Regions from separate parts of the Mus musculus genome. Here region 2 is linked to region 1. The links are chromatin loops, found by intact Hi-C in ENCODE. Cell type or tissue: gastrocnemius. All regions are shown on one strand.

The links. A loop is a pair of places that touch in the nucleus more often than their neighbours do. Peaks named below come from ENCODE experiments on the same cell type or tissue, not always from the same donor. Only the 100,000 strongest peaks of a DNase experiment are listed, where the experiment ranks them.
Region 2: a loop joins it to region 1, with 2.7 times the contacts of the local background. A loop is called at or near these places in 20 of 42 quality-filtered maps.

What each region holds. Positions count from the first base shown.
Region 1 is chr6:134,943,297-134,951,296 of GRCm38, reverse strand. The region is part of intron 1 of Lockd (lncRNA downstream of Cdkn1b); the gene reads right to left. Among named protein-coding and RNA genes, the nearest start is that of Lockd, 18 kb to the right of the region's middle. In gastrocnemius, a CTCF peak has its summit at 3,705 (motif pointing right); a DNase peak (open chromatin) is centred at 3,708; H3K4me3 peaks cover 500 bases; H3K27ac peaks cover 1,339 bases.
Region 2 is chr6:134,655,950-134,663,949 of GRCm38, reverse strand. All of the region lies in intron 2 of Borcs5 (BLOC-1 related complex subunit 5), which reads right to left. Among named protein-coding and RNA genes, the nearest start is that of Borcs5, 19 kb to the right of the region's middle. In gastrocnemius, a CTCF peak has its summit at 4,410 (motif pointing left); a DNase peak (open chromatin) is centred at 4,393; H3K4me3 peaks cover 170 bases; H3K27ac peaks cover 1,167 bases.

The DNA.
Region 1 (8,000 bases):
CACAAATGCAAAAACAATACAAAACAAAAATAACTTCATTTAATTATTCGGATATGGGTTTGGCTGCATGCATACATGCCATGGTGGTAGTGGTGGTGGTGGTGTGTGTGTGTGTGTGTCTGTGTGTCTGTATGTGTGTCTGTCTGTGTGTAGATCAGAGGAAAACCTGCAGGGCTCAGTTATCCCTTCCAGCACCATGTAGGATGTAGGTCCTGAGAATTGAACCCAGGCCCCTTTATTTACTGAGCCATCTCCTCTGTCCCAAGACATTTTGTGGCAGCAGCAGAGGGATACAATTTACCATGCACAAAACTTCACTATAAACATCAACAGTGTAACCCAGCGTGGTCCCCTAAGTCTGTAATTCCAGCATTCTCAAGAGAAAGAGCATGCTTTCAAGCTGCCAGTATGCAGACAGAATCCCAGGGCACCCTAAGTTACACAGCAAGACCCTGTCCCAGAGCGACCGACAGCAAAGCAGGGAGTGTTGCACACACCTGTTGTCCTAACACTTTAGGGGTGGAAACAAGAGGATCAGGGGTCAGGGTCATCCTTGGCTACATAGTGAGTTAAAGGCCAGCCTGGGCTACATAGTGAGTTAAAGGCCATCCTGGGCTACATAGTGAGTTAAAGGCCAGCCTGGGCTACATGGTAAGTTAAAGGCCAGCCTGGGCTACATAGTGAGTTAAAGGCCAGCCTGGGCTACATGGTGAGTTAAAGGCCAGCCTGGGCTACATGGTAAGTTAAAGGCCAGCCTGGGCTGAATGAGAACCTGCTCATAAATAAATAAATAAATAAATAAATAAATAAATAAATAAATAAATAAATAAGCAAGCAAGCAAGCCAACAGACAGTATAAGAGCCTGCTAATAAATAAGATAGATAGATGGCAAACAAATAGTATACCAAGACTGGAAACTATAGGGTGTAGTTTGAAACTCTTACAAGGGCACATTGCTTTTTAGAACTGTATAGTTAGGAGCTGGGTGTATAGGTGACTGGTATTGAGCACTTCTCTAGGACGTGCAAGACCCAGAGTCTGGTCCCCAGCAAGAGTCGGGGAAGGGAGCTTGGGGGAGTAATAAGAATGAGATAAAATATCTACATAGTTGGCTCACTATAGTATATGAAATTTCTGGAATTAAATATTTCACCCATTGGACTAAGAGACGACACCTAAAAAAATAAGAAAGAAAGAAAGAAAGAAAGAAAGAAAGAAAGAAAGAAAGAAAGAAAGAAAGAAAGAAAGAAAGAAAGAAAGAAAGAAGGAAAGAGAGAAAGAAAGAGACTACACCTCCAGTAAAATGTACCATATTACACCAAGGAAGCAGGGACGAGAACAGTAAGAAGCAACTTTAGTTTCCTTCTAAGCACTTTCATGCTGTGTACATCAGACTGTAGCAGAAGCAACTACAAAAAATACTGTCCCTCCTGCCAACACTTGATGTTACAGCAAGCCCAGCTTATATTCTGCCATCAAGTATGGCTTGCCCATCAGTGTGATGGAGCATTAAGAATATCCTCAAATCCAATGGTCTCATCGTTTTCCCTCGAAATATCCAGTGAGAGGTTTTAGCTCAGAAGAAATGAAAGACGACTGTGGCTAGCTAATGGATCCAGGTGCTTATGTGTGGCATGCAAGCATTTACAGGCTCCTAGAGGGATGTTGCACAACCCTTGAAGGGGAGGAAGAAGTACAAGGGAAGGCCATCTCTACAGACAAAGCAGTGATGGTCCAGGTATCTCAGACAGTGCAGCTTCAGGGCATGGGATACAGCTTAGCTGGCAGAGTGCTTGCCCAGGGTTCACGAAGCCCTGGCTTGCCGCCCTACACCTCAAAAAGGTGCATGATGGAGCATACCTGTCATCCCATTGCTAAGAGCAGGAGGATCCCAGGGACTCTCTGACCAACCTTTCCAGACAGTTAGGGAACTCCAGCGTGGAAGGCCATGGTTTAAAAATGCAAGTGTGAACAATATAGGAAGATGCCTGACTGATATCTAACTTTAGCCTCCACAAAGGGAGAGAGAGAGAGAGAGAGAGAGAGAGAGAGAGACCTTCTCATGGTTAGAAAGTATCATATCCTACAGTAACAATATAATAAAATACGGACTACAAACTTAACTGTTATTTTATGCAGGCCTTTTACTTAGCTAAGATTGTACAGAGAACCAGGCATAGTGGTGCACACCTTTAATCCCAACACTAGGGTACAGAGGCAAGTGGATCTCTGTGAGTTCAAGGACCGCTTGGTCTACATAGCAAGTTTCAAGACAGTCAGGCTACATAGTAAGGTCCTGTCTCAAAATTAATAATGATTACACACAGTTGGGAGTGCGAGGTAGCACATGCCTATATTCTTTAGAAGTAGAAGGATTGAGAGGTATAGGCCAGCCTGGTCTACATAAGATTTTTGTTTCAGGGGAGAAAAAAAAAAAAAAAACGCAACGGGCAGGGAAGTTCTCAGTGCAATCACACAAGAGCAACGCATTGTTGCCAAGCCTCCATGGAAGGTCCCCAGGAGACATCCCCTTTCTCCTCTAGATAAGCAGCCAGCACTCCCCCATTGTGCGCCCTCTTTCCCACGGTCCACAACTCAGCCAGGGACATGAGAAGCGAGCTCAACGTTTCTCAGGTGTACAGCAGACTGGGCCCCAGCGCTGGCATTCAGCTGGGGATCTGCAGGAGATAAGCGGCCACTTCCCTCCAGCTAGCTTTCCATCCCATCATTCTTTTGAGTGAAGATTGGTTTTATTTTGTCTTGCTTGGAAAGGGGAGGCGGGGCGCGCGTTGGGGGTGGGTGGGAGGCAGAGCAGAGGAGGGAGGCAGGACAGAGTGGGGAGAGGGCAATGTGTGTGTGTGGGGGGGGCAGGACAGTGGGGGGAGGGGCGGCAGAAAATGGAAACAGGTGATAAGATGTAGGAGTTATTTCAAGGTTGGGCCCACAGTTTTTAGTTTCAAGAAGTATAAAAGGTAAGACTTTTAACTTTTCTCTTTCTCTGTCTCCCTCTCTTCTTTTTTTTTTTTTTGAGAGGATAGACGCCAGCTTCCACCTCCTAACTGCTAGGATTAAATCTGTGCACCACCACCATGCCACCATGCCCAGCTCTTTTTTTGGAGTTTGTTTTTCGACATTCCCGGGGCAGGAGTCGGGGGTTGGGGGGGGGGGTCTTACTCTGTAGCCCAAGCTGGCTTGTACCTAACTATGTAGCCCAGGCTGGCCTGAAATCCATTCAATCTTCCACATCAGTCTTCCAAGTGCCTGGAATTACAGGCGTGAGCTACCACACCCAATAAAAACTTCTTTTCCTAAACATGGAAGACTCTGCAGTGGGAGACTAGGATTTAGCCCCCCGTCAGTAGAGTGCTTGTCTAGCATGCACAAAACTCTGCCTCCCCCGCACTACAGAAAACTGGCGCGGGGGTAGGGGGCTCACCCCGTGGAACCCTAACACTTGGAGGTGGAGGCAGAAAGACTGGAAGTTTAGAGTCATCTTCAACTACACATGAATGGTGGAGGTGAGAGCGGGGACTGAGTTGGGGATCAGAGATCACATTCACGAGCTCCAAACAAACCTGGGTTGACAGCTGAAGAAATGAACAGAAAAATATTAAGTTGTTAACTGAAAAACCCAAAGACAGCTGATCTGGCCCGCGGCAACTTTTGGCCTAGCCTCGGATCAACTTTGGTCACTGTGCCACTTTGGCCAGCAGAGGGCTCTCTTTGCTAATCTTCAAGTTCCAAAATAACAAGTCAACAACAACAAAAATCCCTGGGTTGCTCATTTTTATTATCCCCCCCCCCACACACACTTGGGAGAAAGCCGAAACAAGAGGACAAAGCTGAAGGCTAGCCTGGGTGACTAGTGAGACCTTGCCCCGAAGCTAATAATGGTCAATAACTTTAAAACAAGAAGGAAGAGAGAGAGAGAGAGAGAGAGAGAGAGAGAGAGAGAGAGAGAGAGAGAGAGAGAGAGAGAGAGAGAGAGAGAGAGAGAGAGAGAGAGAGAGAGAGAGAGAGAGAGAGAGAGAGAGAGAGAGAGAGAGAGAGAGAGAGAGAGAGAGAGAGAGATTGAGAATGAACCGTGGGTGGGTGTGAATGGCACGCACCTATGATACTAGCTGCTTGGAGGTTGAAACCGGAAGTTAAAATTTCAAGGCCAGCCTCTACTTCCTAGGTAATTTAAAACTAACCTGAGCTACATTAGACTTTATCTCAAAAAACCAAAAACAAACAGACGAACAAAAGACAGAAATAAGGGCTAGAGAGATGGCTCGGTGGTTCAGAGCGCTTGGTGTTCTCAAAGAGGACCTGACTGTGATTCCTCCTCGTGGGGTAGCTCACAACCACGCACATCTCCAGTTCCAGGGTGTCCCACATCCCTTTCTTATCTCCACATGCAAGACGTGCACATAACATACATGTAGGCAAACACTCAAACACATAAAATAGTTTAAACACACACACACACACACACACACACACACACACACACACACACACAGAAATAAGAAAACAAAAAAAGCTGCTGAGAGTCTAGAGGATCCTCGGAAGGTAACGATGCTTGCTGCCAAGCCTGATGACGTGAGTTCAAGCCCCAGAACGCACACGGTGGAAGCGAACTGATTCTCCAAGTTATTTTCTGGCCTTGGCACACGTTCAAGTGCTTGTGTGTGTGTGTGTGTGTGTGTGTGTGTGTGTGTGTGTGTGTGTGTGTGTGTGTGTGTGTGCGTGTGCGTGCGCGCACGCGCGCGCGCGCGCACACACACACACACACTGAAGTTTTTTTTTTATGCTGGTTCTTTAAAGAAAATGAGTCTTTTTTTCATCCATGGGCTATTAGCTTATACAGCCAAATAGCAAAACACCAACTGGCCCAAAAATAGCACAAGCAGCCACTCATTACGACAATAAGAAGGGAACTCCCGCTAAAACCAGTAACTGGGTGGAGAAGTAGCCTTGATGAGGTCGACCTCCTGAGGCCTCTGATTCAACAGGCAGACTCTACACAGAGTCTCCGCAATCCAAACTGGCCTTCAATTCTCACTCCCTTCAGTGCTGGGGAAAGAACGCAGGCTCTGTGCTAAGCAAGCCCCCTACCTCTGGGCTGCATTCCCAGCCTCTGGCCTCATATGCCTGGCTCTTGCTGGGATCTCACTCTTCAAATACCTAAATCCTGTTACTATGACCACTGTGTGGTCTGATGGCTCAAGTATGTCGTCCTACATCAGTTTCACTTAATGAAGCTTTTCCTTTAATAGTCGTGTTTCGTGTGTGCTAAGCAGCATACCAAGGAAAGGCTGGGTGGATGCGTGGTGGCAGAAGCCCATGTCTCAGTGCTCGGGGGTGGAGGCAGAGGATTAGGTTTGGGACCTGGAGAGCCCTGGCTGTCCTGGAACTCACTCTGTAGACCAGGCTGTTCAGTAATTAAGAACACATACTGCTTCTCGAAGGACCCAGCACCCACATCAGGCAGCTCATGCCACCTATAACTCTGTCCCCAGGGGGTTCTGACAGACGCTTCTGGCCTCTGAAGGAACATGCATACAAGCAAACATACGTATGTGGTTTTAAAAATAAAAATAAGGGCTGGAGAGATGGCTCAGCAGTTAAGAGCACTGACTGCTCTTTCAGAGATCCTGAGTTCAATTCCCACATGGTGGTTCACAGCCCATCTGTAATGGGATCTGATGCCCTCTTTCTGGTGTGTCTGAAGACAACTACAGTGGGCTCACATAAAATAAATAAATATTAGAAAACAAGGAGGAGGAGGAGGAAGACAACAAGGGAAAAAAAAGAAAATGTCTTCTAAAAAAATAAATAAAAATTAATTTTTTTTAAAGAGGCTTTGAGCTGGGTAGCACATACCTTTGATCCAAGCACTCAGAAGGCAGAGGCAGGTGGATCTCCAACTTAGAGATTTGCCTGGTCTACAGAGTGAGTTCCAGGACAGCCAAGGCTACACAGAGAAACCCTGTTGGGGGTTGGGGGTTTGGACCCAGGTCCCAGCACCCACATGGCAACTAACAGCCCTGGGTCAGTCCAGCTCCAAAGGAATCTGATGGCCTTTTCTGGTCCCCATGGACACTGCACACATATGGTGCATGTACAAACAGTGGCCAGAGCACTCACCCACATAAAAATATAAATAAATCTTTTGAGAAAAAAATTCAAGGTGTTCCTGTGCTAAGGAGCTCCAGGTTCAGTAGAAAACTGTCTCAAAAAATGTGTAAGAGAAGCCGGGCAGTGGTGGCGCACGCCTTTAATCCCCGGACTCGGGAGGCAGAGGCAGGTGGATTTCTGAGTTTGAGGCCAGCCTGGTCTACAGAGTGAGTTCCAGGACAGCCAGGGCTACACAGAGAAACCCTGTCTTAAAAAAAAAAAAACCAAACAACAACAACAAAAAATGTGTGAGAGATTGAGGGAGACAGCCAGTTTCAGCCTCTTAGAAACACACACACATAATACATAATATGCACATATTTAATAATATGCATGCATACATACAGAAACACACATAATATATATGCATACACACATACAAACACATACGTACATAATATATAAAAATATGTATTCCATATTTGTTTACTTATTTATTTGGTATGGGCACACGTGAGTGCACACACATGCTACAGCCAAGCATGTGGATGTCAGAGGGCAGTTTGAAGCAGTCAGGGCTCTCCCTCCACCATGTGGGTGGGGTCCAGGAATTAAGCTCTAGTTGTCAGGCTCTGTGACAGCCGCTTTACCCACTGAGCAATCTCTGTAGCCACTTTTTAGGGTTTTTTTTTGGAGACAAGGTCTCATGTAGCCTAGGCTGACCTTGAACCTCTGATCCTCCTGCCCCACTTCCAGCATGCTCAGGGCATTCTAGAATTTATTTTTTTCTACCTAACACCAATAGCATTAAGCGCTGTATCGTGTGTTTGGTTTCCTAGGCACGTAAGGGAGGCATAAATACCATCCCCATTAACTGGAGGATGCCTTAACAAACCACAGAAAACTGAACCTCTTCCATCTTCTTACCACGTGAGATCTTACTGGTAACATTATCCCCAAACTTGTATTCCTTGATCTTTCGCAGCTGGCACACCAGAGAATGCCTCCTGCGAGACTAGCTCTTCCGTGACTTACTCAAGAGCACTGTGCACTGGGGAAAATCATTTTACATTTCCATTACCCGACCAGTCTTTAGTTACCACCCTGTACTTGGCTGACCTGAGCTGGATCACAGAATATTGGGTACACGAGGTCACTCGCCCAATCTTTCTATTTACAGATGAGAGAATTCTAATTTGTAATTTCCTGCAGGGACTTTAGACAAGATGACTTATAGGTTCCTTCTGGCCACAGTCCCAGGATTCCTATTTCCTTGCTGGCATCAATGCATTCCACTGACACAGCTCAGGTTATTTTCCAAGAAAGCTAAGTTCCTAATTCATGGCCACAAACTACATACTCACAGGAGTCGAGGAAAGCAATAGTCCCTTCGTGCGGGATGAGCAGTGAATATCTAGGCTCTCATTAGAAAAGGAAGACCATGTGACGATGTTACCTGATGGCTTAGGAAAGCCAAAAGTGGCTTCATTTTGCAGCCACGCTGAGGTCAGGCTGTTATCTCCGACATGACTAGTGTATTGTGCTCATAATAGTCTGCTGGAGGAGATGGACAGGAATGTAATTACTACAGAGAATTAGGCAAGTGTTCTAAAGGCCAAACACTAGGAAGGGGCCTCAGTACTTCAGTTTTATGCCCTGGTGGTTCGAGATCTTGAACAATGGTGTTTAGCTGAGCAAAGATGTAGGAAGAAAAATCTAAAATCCTTCTCTGGGCCAAACTGTGTCAGCAATAAATAAAATACTACAAAAAAAAATTACCAAACACCAGGGACCTTAAAAAAGAAAAATCTATCACCAAGATTGAGGTATGATGGCACACTCCTTTAATCCCAGTACTGGGGAGGTAGAGGAACTTGGGGGTAGAGGTAGGAGGGAT
Region 2 (8,000 bases), 290 kb after region 1:
TGATAGAATGCTTGCCTCATATACAAGGACCTGGGTTAGAGCCCCAGAAACCTGTAAGTGGGGCATCATGGCCCATGCCTAAGTTCCAGCATGGAGGTAAAGACAAGAGGGTAGGGCATTGGAAGTCATCCTGAGCTACACAGTGCACATGAAGCCTTTTAGACTGTCTCAAAACCAAACAAAAACTGTCAATAAATAAGCAGCATTATCTGTCACTTGTTGCACATAACATTAGCAATATCCTCTTAAAATCCTAAGGTAAACCTAGGTAATTTCAAAACTTACCAGACAGAAAGAGTTCTTGCTCTGTCAAGAATAGTATTATGTGATCTCCTATAGCCTTTACATTTGGATTCTGCCCTGTTAAGCATTTTAAGGTCATCTGAAATTTTCCACTTAGGATGCTAGTTGTAAAAATTATAGAAATAGAAAAAGCAAAAAGCTTCAACAATACAGAAACATAACTTCACAATGGGGTCAAACAATATTTATCTTATACTAGCAATCTGAAAACTATCTGGAAAACCAGATGGTGGGGAGGTGTGGCTTAAAGTCAAAGCATGTGAAAATACTTTAGGGTTTTACAGGACTCAAGGGAATGTGCTACTGAGAAACTTTAACTTGAGCTATACTGAAAGGAATATAGCATGCATATAAAAAAGGTCCAGCCTGTGGAAAGACACAGAGGACCCAGATTGCACTTGGAGTAGGTGCTCAGTTGCATAGGTCAAACTCTAGACAGACCAACATGGAATGCATGTAGGTTTGCAATCAGAGGCCTGAGTGACACAAAAATCATGTCACTCAAGGAACCACCTCAGCCCAGAAAACAACTACTCTATAATTTTTTACCTTATGAGAATAAAAGGCATTTCTATTTTGGAAGTCTTAATAATGCTTGCAGAATATTATGAACCTGAATGTTCAGATAGTCCTTGTTCAATGTACACTGGTTCATTAAATTTGTGTTTGAGTTTTTTGTTTCTTTGTGTTTGTTTTTGTTTTGAGACACAGTTTCTTTGTATAGTTCTGTCTGTCTTAGAACTCACTCTATCGCCCAGGCAGGCCTCAGACTCAGAGATCTGCCTGCCTCTTCCTCCCAATTACTGAAACTAAAGTCATGTGCTTCCATAGCCAGCTTCATTTAATATTTTTAAAAGCCATCTTGACATACATTGTAACTTCCATAAAACTGCTATTACAGTGTCTTTGTTTATAACTGTCAAATATTTGAAACATTCCAAATTTTCTCCAACTAAAAAATATTCAAACTATGATACATACATAAAATCAAACACCAGGAATGAAAGGGAGCAAGCTCTTGATAGTATGAATAACTCTTGATTGCATTACTCTAAGTGGAAAAAGAAACAGACTCTAAAGGATGCGTGCCGCATGGTTCTATACAGCACTGGGAAAGGTAAACTCCAGGATCAGGGAGCAGAGCAATGGCGGTGGGCACACAGGTAAGGGATGAAACTGACCACAAAGGTGCACAGCACAAGTTCTGAGGAATGGAGGGATTACTATATACTGTGGTTATGAGGATGCTAACACAATGGTATGGATCCATCAACATTCTCAGAACTACATAATAAGACAGGTGCACTGTGTGGTGTTTAAACTATATCTTACTTTAAAAAGAATTAAAGGAAAATTTGTTGAAGTAAGACAAAGAATAGAGATACAGAAAGAACAAAAACAAGAACCATTTTTTAAAACTGAGGATGATTCAGCAATTACGAGCACTGACTGTTCTTCAAGGCCCTGAGTTCAATTCCCAGCATCCACATGGTGGTTCACAACCATCTGTAATGAGATCCGATGCCTTCTTCTACTGTGTCTCAAGATAGCTGCAATGTACTCATATAAATAAAATAAAATAAGATAAAATAAAATAAAATAAAATCCTAAGGAGAGGGCTGGAGAGATGGCTTAGCAGTTAAGAGCACTGTCTGCTTAAAAGACCCAAATTCTGTTCCCAGCCCCACATGTTAACTCACAACCATTTGTAAGGCCACTTCTAGGGTGTGATGGTTTCATAGGAATGGCCTACTAGACTCATGTGTTTCAATGCTTCATCATTGAGAATAGTACTATTTGGAGGTGTGGCCTTGTTGGAGAAAGAGTGTCACTATGGGGGTGAGCTTTGAGGTCTCCTATGCTCAAGCTATAACCAGTGTTGCCACACAGTCTCCTAGTGTCTACAGATCAAGATGTAGAACTCTCAGCTCCTTCTCCAGCACCATATCTCCTTGGATGCTACCATGCTTCCTACCATGATGATAATGGACTAAACCTCTGAACCTGTAAGCCAACTCCAGTTAAATGTTTTCTTTTATAAGCATTGCCTTGGTCATGATGTCTCTTCACAGCAACGAAACCCTAACTAAAACATTGGAAATATGATGGCCTCTTCTAGATTCTTTGGGCACTGTGTGCTTGTGATGCACACACATGCATGTACATAAAGTAAAAGTAAATATTTCCTTCATAGAGTATAGTTATGAACAAACTAGAGAGAAATAAAGACTTTTTCAGAAAAATAAACAAGGGCAAGAGTCTTATTACTAGCAGACCTACACTGCAAGAAATGCTAAGGGAAGTCCTCTAGGGAGGAGCAGGATGGCAAACAGAAACCTGGACCTACCTAAGGAAAGGGGAGTCTCTGGGAATGGCTAATCACCAACTCACTGAGCGTTTGAAGTGGGAGTCAACAAAGCATGGTCCAAAGGCCGAATCTTACTCCTTTGGGCTGTTATAAGTCAGGTTACATAGGAATACAGTCACGCTCATTCTTTCATCCATCACCTGTGGTTGCTCTTATAACAAGGGCCAGAGAACCTGCAAAGCCTAAACTACCACCACGCCTTTAAAGAAAATGTTTGCCAACACCCGACCTAAAGCAAAAGGCAGGAACAGTCAGATAGAGTGCATTTACAGCACACAGGAAGACTGTGTGACAGCAAGCACAAAAGATACAAAGAACCTGGCGTGTGCTCTCGGGAGATCCAGGGGCCAGAAGTGGGAGCAGCATGCCCTACAAGGCTATCTCAAATAAGGAGGAGGAGATGTGTACTGAGAGCCTCGGATAACCATGGCTTAAATCTTAATGTAAAAGTTTAAAGGCCCCAGTAAAGATTAAAAACAAGACAATAAAAAGGCATAACCCTGAAGCACCCAGAAAAGGGGAAATGAAAAAAGAAAATCAAAATTTATTCAACCAAACTGAAATTAAACAGTGATAAAGATAGTATTTGAAGAGAGAAATTTGGAAGTGGGGTGAGACAAGGTCTTACTCTGTAGTGCAGGCTGGCCTTGAACCTGTGATCCTCTGAGCAGGGATGAGGTTCATTCGAGACAGTGTTGTCTAGCATGCATGAAGGCCTGAGACTGAGTCCTAGCACCACACAGAATGAGGTATGATGGTGCGTGTCTGAAATCCCAGCACTTTGGAGGTGGATGGCTACACAGTGAGTTCAAGGTAAGCCTGGGCTACATAAGAGCCTGTCTCAAGAAAACAAAAACAAAATAACTTTAGATGTTAAACACAAGAAATAGTTCAGTATTGGGAGCTGGAGAGATGGCTCAGTGGTTAAGAGCACTGACTGCTCTTCTGAAGGTCCTGAGTTCAATTCCCAGCAACCACATGGAAAGAGACAAGGTGTGGGGGTTCATAGGGATGAGAGGGGGATGAGAGGGTACAGAGAGGAATTAAGAGAATACATCATATACATGTATGAAACTTATCAAAGAACTGACAATAAACAAAATAAATGGCTCCATCTACACCCAGTAACCAGAAACTCAGGTTCAATGTTACCCAGACTCAAGGCAGGACCAAGGATAACCTGCAAAATGAAGATCATTTCACTTAGGTCTTCTCACCTCTTGATTTCTACTTAGATCATTGCATCCAACCTATTTTCCTCCCATCCTGCTGACAGGGTCTCCCAGTTTGGGCTGGCTCTCCTGAATCCACGCAATTGTGGTTTCCAGCTCATCCACTAGTTTCTTTCTAGTGCTAAGTAGGATTTTTATTCCATTTCCTGGACATGTGGTATTTTACTTATCCACTCACCAGCAGACAGATATTTAAAATGCCTCCAATAAACACAATTATTTCTTTGAGCACAGTGATAAACTGAAAAGAGTTTCCTACATACACAATGTAAGGTCACGCTAGAGTTTCCTCTGGTCAGACGTTTTTTCCTTTCCTGTCTTGCTAAACACTAAAGGAGGCAATTACAGATGACTGTCATGTCACAGAACATGTATGCTTTCCAGCTAACTTGCATTTGAAATGAGCTGTGACCTGGTTCTAAACGGAGATCCAGATGCTCGGGAGCCCATGTTCCTAACACTGGGCACAGGGTACAGACACTTCCGCAGCCAGCTGTTTTATTCTAGTGACATCTAGTGGCAAAAGTGTTGTCACTTTTAGATGGCTCAGAGGGTTAGGATACCGGCCTCCAAACCTGAAGACTTGAGACTGATCCCAAAGACCCAAAGTCCAATAGCAAGTTTCCAAAATCACACGCCTTTAAAAAACAAACAAGCAAAAAGGAAAAAAAACAAAAACAAAAACCGTCTGGGGCTGAGGAACGAAAGCAGCTCTGTGCTACAGCACTTGCTGAGTAAGCCTGAGGAACCCCTAGCTCCACAAAGCAATCATCACTAAAATCATTACTGAATAATCTAAATTTTGTGACAATAAGTAGAATTCAAATTTACCATCTTCAAATTAGTTTATCCAATACATGGCCCATGCACCCATTCAAGGTCACTTAAAATGCTAGTGTAACACACTCCTTATATCCCAGTCCCTGAAAGTGACTCTGAAGCCAGGGCCTGACCACCAGCAGTTTTTAAGTTTCACCTGGTAACCTGTTAAACATTTTGGAAATAATTTCAGATTGCACCAGACAGTGATCACACATGTCTTTATTTCCAGCACTTGAGAAGCAGAGGAGGCAGATCTCTGAGTTTAAGGCCAGCCTGGTCTACACAGCAAGTTCTGAGACAGCTAGGACTACACAGAGAAACCCTGTCTTGAACCCCCTCCTACCCAAAGACGTTATATATTGAGCATCCTTTCTTCAAAAACCTGAAATGCTCTAAAATGTGAAACTTTTTGAACTCGGTGTCAGTGCTCAGAAGTTTCAGATTTCAAAACACCTAAAGCCTATGAAAATACCCCAAACCTAAAACATTAATATCCCAAGGCATTTAGAATAAGGCGTGCTCAGTCCACACTCGCAAGATGACCAGAGGTTCTTCCACACTCTTCTCATTCTCGGCAACCTTTACGTCTCAGAATAGCTTGTCTTCCCTTAGGTTCCCCACATCTGTGAGCCCTTACCATGTGCTGCCATGACAGGCCCTCCCACCCCCTTGTTTTTTACACCAGGGACTCTTCGTGGGCCATAACCGTGGTTCTGCTTTTGTATCTCTAGCCTAAAGATAGCTGTGAACAAAAAGAATAAATACATTTGTCTAGATGGATGAATAAATATTTTAGACAGCAGAGTTCTAAATCTAGGATGTGACTGACTCCCTTCTGTTCAGGAGTTAAGAACTTTATCCACAATCAACTCTGCATTCTGTAAGACTGTTACCAATCAAGCTGTCCAATCATCAGTTAAAATCTGAGACGTGGAAAGGACTTTTTTTTTTTTCAATTCTGGAAATATTTATAAAGCCTCACCTTTCCTAAATTGACATTTCACTTCTAGTTGCTAGTATGCTTAAAAGTAGAAGTATAGAGCCGGGCGTGGTGGCGCACGCCTTTAATCCCAGCACTTGGGAGGCAGAGGCAGGCGGATTTCTGAGTTCGAGGCCAGCCTGGTCTACAAAGTGAGTTCCAGGACAGCCAGGGCTACACAGAGAAACCCTGTCTCGAAAAACCAAAAAAAAAAAAAAAAAAAAAAAAAAAGTAGAAGTATAAAGAGGGTTTTTGAAAAGTAAAAAAACTTAAAAGGACTGACTGAATTTTATACAGTCTACCCTTATGTATTCAGGCTGTCACAAACTACTAACAAAGACGAGCTTCAGAGAAAATAAATACATCTCTTATTGTCATACCTCAGCAATATTTTAACTAGCTCAGATAGGAATATTGTTTACAGTGACATGGCTCCACATACTTAGGTTTAAATTCAGAATATAGCACAAATTACAAATGTAAATAAAAATAATGAATACTCAGTACACATGCTGGCAATTACTCTAACGTTGGTTTGTTTGAGGGAGGTTTTCACTATGAGCCCGAGGAGACCTCAAACTTGCTATGCAACCCAGGCCGATCTCCAAATTACAGCCGTGCTTTGCCTCTGCCTCCAAGTGCTAGGATTACAGGGCTGATGCACCATACCCAAGCTGAGCTAACCAGGAGAGTAACTGAAATCAAAACCTGAGTATACTACTGAGGTAGAGGGATGGTTCGATTCTCACCTGTTTTTCTATCATGGTCCAGGCGATATGGGGAGAACTTACCTCAGTCACGGACAGAAAAAGCCTAAGCTGAAAGCAGACTTTTACCTCCTGACCTATGGCTGTCTAGATGACAGCAGATCCCAAATATAACTTTAGCAAAGAGCTAGTTTGGCTTTATATAGCTTCTTTTTGTTTATATCAAAGATTATAAAACTTGGAACCCCCCCCATCTTTATATAGTAGTTTCTCACTCATCCCTTGGAGTCCAGCTCAAATGTTTTTCCTCTGTGAAGCCTACTCAGCAGAATATTCTACAGGCTATGTTAATAATCCCCTTCCAAACCAGGAAGGGGGAGAACATTTGGACTGTAAATAAATAGCCGATAAAACCATCCCCCTTCCATGCATGCCTATTCTTTTTACTAGCAGTTTTACTAGCAGTGTACTAGCAGTTTTACTCACACTATATTACCGTGAGTTATTCAGTTTGCCCACAAATCTACCAAAGTTCCTGAAGGTTAGCGGCCACGTTGTACATTTGCGTTTGTCCTGTCTGAACACTCTCAGACACTTAGCAATGTGTTGCAAGAAGAGGAAAAAAAATTTTTAAATGGATTAAAATTTTCTTTTTTCTACTTTTATAGAAATTCCTAGTTTCTAAAAAGAATGAACTATTCTGCCTTCCAGCCATACACAAATAGGAAGCAGATAAAGTGTATGGCGACTCTTCAGATGCTCTGCACAGGAAGTGCCATTCTGTCCCCAAGAGAAGCAAAACAAAGCACTCTGTTTTCCTAGCTTACTGCCTGAAGGCAGTTTCCAGGATGTAGAGCAGGGAGGTGACTTAGTCATGGCTGCTGTAACTAGAACAATATGGACGGTGGCTTAGTCGACAACTCTTTCTTTCTCCTAGTTCTGAAGCCTGGACCATCCATGGCCCCGGAGTCCCAAGACCTGGTTCTAGTTTACAAATGGCAGTCTGCTTACTGTCTCATCACCTGGCAAAGATAAGAATGTTCTTCTTTCTCTTGTAAGGACATGAATGCCACCCCTAAGGGTGCCACTCTTATAATCAAATTACCTACAGGCCTAAGATCCCATCTCCCTATACAATCATAGGAATTCCATTGCAGCCTCTGGTTTTGGACTGATAAAGACATTCAGTCCACAGCAAAGGGTATCTCTGAGAAAAGCCCAGTTTTCTTTACTGATCTGGAAAGGTGGCGACGCAGTACTGGAACAACTAGTGTCTTCAGCTGACACAGCAGGCCATGGGAGAGGCAAGGCCTCAGTAAAGGGACATTTGAGCTCTGCACCGGGGTGACTGTGAATCTCCAAATAAGACTATCTGAAATGCATGGAGTAAAATTCCATGAAGCTGGAGAAACAACCATAGGTAATAATAAGCAAACAACTTCTGACTCTCAAACAAGGCCAGGCATAGGCCTTTCACCACGAGCCACGGTAGAGAGGTGGGCAGACACCAAGGCACTAGTGGAGTCTAACACCTTGGTAGCAAGGGTTATGATATACTGAGGATTGCTGTGCACTAGTTGTGGTAGCCC